Regions from separate parts of the Homo sapiens genome. Here region 1 is linked to region 2. Evidence: chromatin loops called from intact Hi-C (ENCODE). Cell type or tissue: MCF 10A. All regions are shown on one strand. Links, peaks and the distances in the headings refer to the core of each region. The heading gives the core; the rest is flanking DNA. Region 1 has its middle 270 kb from the start of LINC01375. Region 2 overlaps LINC02653 (long intergenic non-protein coding RNA 2653).

Region 1 (2,834 bases), core at 1-2,500, 200 kb before region 2:
ATTGTGTCAGGTGTGGATTTTTTTTAATGGAATTAAACTAAATAATATTCACTCTCTTTGCAACTCCTGACACATCTTTCCTGATTATTATTATTATTTTCAAAGACTATTTTTAAAGCAGTTTTAGGTTCACAGCAAAATAGAGAATATACAGAGATTTCCCATGTAGTCTCTGCCCCCACACATGCATAACCTCCTTCATTATCAACATACCCCACCAGAGTGATACATTTGTTATTGGTGATGAACCTAAAGCAATATAATATAATCACCCAATGCCCATAATTTACATTAGAGTGCACTTTTGGTGTTACACATTCTATGGTATTGGACAAATGTGCAATGACCCATATCCATTATTAAAATATACAGAGTATTTTCACTGCCCTAAAGATCCTCTATGCTCTGCCACTTCATTCTTCCACCACCCCAACGTCTGTTTTTTTCATAAAACTTTGAGTTAATTTAGATTTGTAGTACATAGCTGTAATCTATGTAGATCAGATTACAATCTGTAGAAAGCTGGGAGACATGTTCTGTCTCACCCATCACTGATCTCATCCTTATGGAATGCGATTTTAGCCCTGGTGAAATCCAGCTGGGATCATAGAAAAACACATTTCCCTGATGCTTTCAACTCACTCTCTGTTCCTGGATAGTATTTATTTATTTCTGTTCTTTACAATCAGACGTAGTACAGAGAACAGCTAATAGGATAAACACAACGTTTCTTTTCTGCTCTATACTGATTCCAATGAAAATTGAATTCCCGATTCTCTGACAAAAAATATTTCATAGGAATTTTGACCCTGAATCTCATGTATTATATGCTTTTAAACTAAGCTATATGCATATATATTGTTCAAATTAGCAGAATCTTCAGGCATTTTCCTTTTTTCTGTTATGTCATATTCTTATAACCAGGAACCTCAGTTTAAAAAATATTTTTTAATTATCCACATTATTTTTCTTCGTTTCCTCCCCTCTCACCTCTTCATTCCTTCCCTCTCTAAACACTCCCCTCTGGCAATGCATACTTACCTGACTATACTCTTGCCTAAGAAATCCCAGAGGCTAATCTTGCAACAACCTAGGCACGGAAACCCTGTTGTGGAATCCGCCTACTTTGGGAAAGTTGTGAACAATGAGTCCACCACCAACAGGCCAAAGTCAAGATAATGCCGACCAGACTTCCTGATGGGTGATTGCCCAAGATAACCATCAGAATGAAGACACGTAGACCCTGCACCCTGCACAACTCCTCATGTCTCCCATGCCAAGTTTCCCTTTAAAAACCCTATGGTAAATTTTAAAATTTAAGACAGTACTTTAAAATGTCAAATTACCATCTTCTTGGTTTGCTGTCTCTCCAATTAAACCCACTTTTCTGCCCACCAGCCCTTGCCTGTCATGTTTGGCTTTCAAGTGGCAAACAGCCAAACCTGGGTCCAGTTACATTCTGGTAATATAAAATTGCTCTATTTGCAGAATTATTACTTCAAAAAATGCTTATTTATATTGCTCAGGAATTTGAATTAAAATATCTCTTTATTAAAGCACCATCAATAATGAATTTTCATCTGAAGGCAAGATTTCAGTGAACAGAATAATATAAATATTTAGTTTCTTTTTTGACATTTTGTTACTTTCAGTTTTATGATTTCTTTTGCATTTCAGTGCTTGACAAGTACAGCATTCTAATATACCTTTAGAATAATAAATTCAGTGACACATATCTCAAATAGTAGAGACATGATTGAAAAGTCATGGAACTAGTTGGCAGATAAGTTATTTCAAGTTTTGTTCCTGTTACGTATAAGCTATGTGATCATTGGAGGGTTACTTAAACTCTCAGATCCTCACTTATTTTGCTAAAAAAACACCAATAATAGTTATCTATGTAGAGTTATTGTTAGAATTAGGGATAATGTGTATAATGTAGTAATGAGCTTGACATATTTAGATATTGACTAAAAGGAAGCATTTACATGAAATCCTTGGACAATGCATTAGGCAACCTGTGAGAGGAGTCCCAATGATCCTTGCTTCCTAGTGTTCCTGGCCTTAGGCAATCTCTTCTTCTTTGGGGTGGCTGGAATTATTGCCTTGCTTCTAATGAATAGAATATGGAAGAGTGTGCTCCCCCTCACAGCTCTGGCGTCACTTGCCTTGGGGGAAGCCAGCTGCCATATTGTAGGGCAGTCCTATGGAGTAGCCCATGGGGTGAGTGACCAAGGCCTGTCAACAGCCATGTGAATGAGCTTGTACACAAATTAACTGACCTCAGTCATCTCATCCACATGAGACTGCAGCTCTGCCTAACATCTTGACTATAGCTCATGAAAGAGCTTGAGTCAGAAACACCCAACTAAGTGGTGCCCAGATTCCTGACTGACAGAAAATGTGAGATAATTAGTGTCTGTCATTTTAAACTGCGAAATTTTGAGGATTTGTTACATGACAATAGATGGCAAATATGTCATAAAAAGCATTGCAACTAAATTTTAGGAAAAAATCATTTGGTAAATTTTTATGTAATTCATCATAAAACTATATCTGATGTGTGTTGGTATGGGAAGAGGTGGAGCGGGGATTATGAGGCAGTTTTATGAGACAGACTTTAGGCTGTGTCTGTTTATCTGACAGTAGCCATGAGTCTCAAAAATGTGTCTATGAAACAGTAGCCTGCTTTTCTAAATGCTCCAAGAAACACGAGCATTGTGGTCGCCTATGTTTGGGAAACACTAATACATTTTTTGAATCTTGGAAAATCACAATGAACATAGTATGTTACAGGCTCTAGAAATCTCAGAGCTGCTAAAATTTCTAATAAG
Region 2 (2,834 bases), core at 294-2,793:
TCTGCCCTATTGTTTATGTAAAAATGCAGATTCACTGAGTCAGACTAAGACACAAGTGACTATTCCTCTACTCTCCTCTTACATGTAAATTTTATATTCAGTGAAAGGCTGATTAAAGACCCAAAAAGACCTAAAAGAATGCAAACTTTTGTCTCTTATTTACCTATGTCCTGGAAGCCCCAATTTCTAGTTGTCCCGCCTTTCCAGACCAAACCAATGTACATCTTACACATATTGATTGAGGTCTCATGTCTCTCTAAAATGTATAAAGTCAAGCTGTGCCCTGACCACCTTGGGCACATGTTCTCAGGCTCTCCTGAGGGCTGTGTCACGGGCCATTGGTCACTCATCCTTGACTCAGAGTAAATCTCTTTAAATATTTTACAGAGTTTGACTCTTTTCATCAACATAAACAAACCCATTGTGCTGCCAGTTGTAAAAAGTATAGGACACACAATTATGTACAGTACATAATACTTGATGATAACAAATGGCTATGTAAATGGTTTATGAATTTATTATACTATATTTTTATTGTTATTATAGAGTTTACTTCTTCTAGTTACAGGGAAAAAAAAAGTTAACTGTAAAACTGCTGCAAGTCGATCCTTCAAAAGGTATCATAGGAGATGGTAGCTCTATGTGCGTTATGCGTGGAAGACCTTCTGGTGGGATAAGATGTGGACATGAAAAACTATGATACTGATGATCCTGAACATGTGTAGCCCTAGGCTAATGTGTGTGTTTGTGTCTCATATTTAACAAAAAGGTTAAAAAGTTCAAAAAATAAATATATATATATATATATTTTTTGAGACAGAGTCTCACTCTGTCGCCCAGGCTGGGGTGCAGTAGCACGAACTGGGCTCACTGCAGCCTTCACTTCCCAGGTTCCAGTGATTCTCCTGCCTCACCCTCCCAGGTAGCTGGGATTACAGGCGTGTGCCACCACACCTGGCTAATTTTTGTATTTTAAGTTGAGATAAGGTTTCACCATGTTGACCAGGCTGGTCTTGAACTCCTGGCCTCAGGTGATCCTCCTGCTTGAGCCTCCCAAAATGCTGGGATTACAGGTGTGAAGCACTGTGCCCAGCCAATAAAATATTTTTAAAATAGAAAAAAGCTTAGAGAATATGAATATAAAGAAAATATTTTGTGCAGTTGCATGTGTTTGTGTTTTAACCTGTATTAGTACAAAAGAGTCAAAAAGTTTCAAAAAACTAAAAAGTTTACAAAGTAAAAAAGCTACTGTAAGCTGAGGTTAGCTTATTATTGAAGAAATTTCTTTTTATAAACATAGAGTAGCCTAAGTACACAGTGTTTATAAAGTGTACAATAGAGTACAGTCATGCCGTAGGCCTTCACATTCACTCGCCACTCACTCACTGACTCACCGAGAGCAACTTCCTCTCCTACAGGCTCCATTCATGGTAAGTACTCTATACAGATGTACCATTTTTTAATATCTTTTATACCATATTTTTACTCTACCTTTTCCATGTTTAGATACACACATACTTAACTTTTTGTTGCAATTGTCTGCAGTATTCAGAAGAGTAACATGCTGAACAGGTTTGTAGCCTAGGAGCAATAGGCTGTACCACATAACCCAGGTGTGTAGCAGGCTGTACCCTCTATAGGTTTGCGTAAGTACACTTAATGATGTTCACACAATGACAAAACCGCCTAATGATGCATTTCTCGATTGTATTCCCATCATTAAGCAACATATGACTGTACTTGCAAAAACAGATACAGGCCGCATCTGGTCTATAAACTATAGTTTGTTGACTCCTGCCATAAAGCCCCTTATCTCATATAGATAATACAGAAGAGAAACAGGATTTCAGAGAGCTGGCTTCCAGTTCTGTCACTGACCCTAATGGCTATGTTGTTTTAGACAATCTCCTTATCTCACTGCCTACTTGAACTATAAAAAGAAAAAGGTAAACACTAAGATCTCTTCCAAAGTCTAAAATCCTTAATTATTGATTACCCTAGATAATTCTCATAAAACCTCCTTTCTTAGGTTGTAGAACCTGGAAACAATTTCATCATCGCAAACCATTAAAGCTTATATTTAGCACATGGATCATTGTCATGGGATATTGGCCAATGAATATGAATAAAATTTCTTTATTAGAAAGAAGAAGTTTATGCTAAAAGGAAAAACTAGTTGGAAAAACTTTAATGGTACAGCGAATTTATTTTTGGCATTTCATATTTTATCAAGCTCCCATATTATGTTGAATGTATCAAATGTACTCAAATCCTTTCTAATTTTTTAAATATTTCATTCAAATAAGTATTTTATTAATGTGGCATCATTATTTCAAAGTTTTTACCCTACTTAATATAAAATATTATTTGGAAGAAGGAGTTAAAGTATTTAATGAAAATAAACATATAAATAGTTAGAAAATCAAATTAGCTGTCAACTATTCCATTAGAGACAGTGGTGGTTGTTATAATGCTTAAGGACAGAAAAGCTAATAAAATACATTAATTATAAATGTGTTTGAATTTTTAACACACATTTAATAAAATTTATAAAAATTAAACTTTTGGAAATTTTTCTTAAATACAAACAAAAGAAAAATATAAAATAATGAGCATTCCATCACAGAAATAGATCAAGAAATACCTGATGAATGTTAAACGTATTCTTTTATAAATGTGTACATTACATAAGGATTTGGATTTACCAAAGATAATTCCAGTTTTACAAGTTTATAAAGTCAAACTAAATTCTACTTCTTACTATGTTAACTGAAACACTTTAAAAATGTTCTATCTATCTGTAGTAGTGTCAACAATGAAAATGAAGTTAAAAA

The links. Hi-C counts contacts between places; a loop is a spot of excess contacts. Peaks named below come from ENCODE experiments on the same cell type or tissue, not always from the same donor. Only the 100,000 strongest peaks of a DNase experiment are listed, where the experiment ranks them.
Region 1: it touches region 2 in a loop (5-fold over the local background); 3 of 110 quality-filtered maps call a loop at or near these places.

Annotation. Positions count from the first base shown.
Region 1 is chr10:90,222,010-90,224,843 of GRCh38, forward strand. No RefSeq gene overlaps it. Among named protein-coding and RNA genes, the nearest start is that of LINC01375, 270 kb to the left of the region's middle. In MCF 10A, for the core only: no CTCF peak of the experiment used is centred there; DNase peaks (open chromatin) are centred at 582 and 1,122.
Region 2 is chr10:90,417,689-90,420,522 of GRCh38, forward strand. All of the region lies in intron 3 of LINC02653 (long intergenic non-protein coding RNA 2653), which reads right to left. Among named protein-coding and RNA genes, the nearest start is that of LINC02653, 120 kb to the right of the region's middle. In MCF 10A, for the core only: no CTCF peak of the experiment used is centred there; DNase peaks (open chromatin) are centred at 1,393 and 1,683.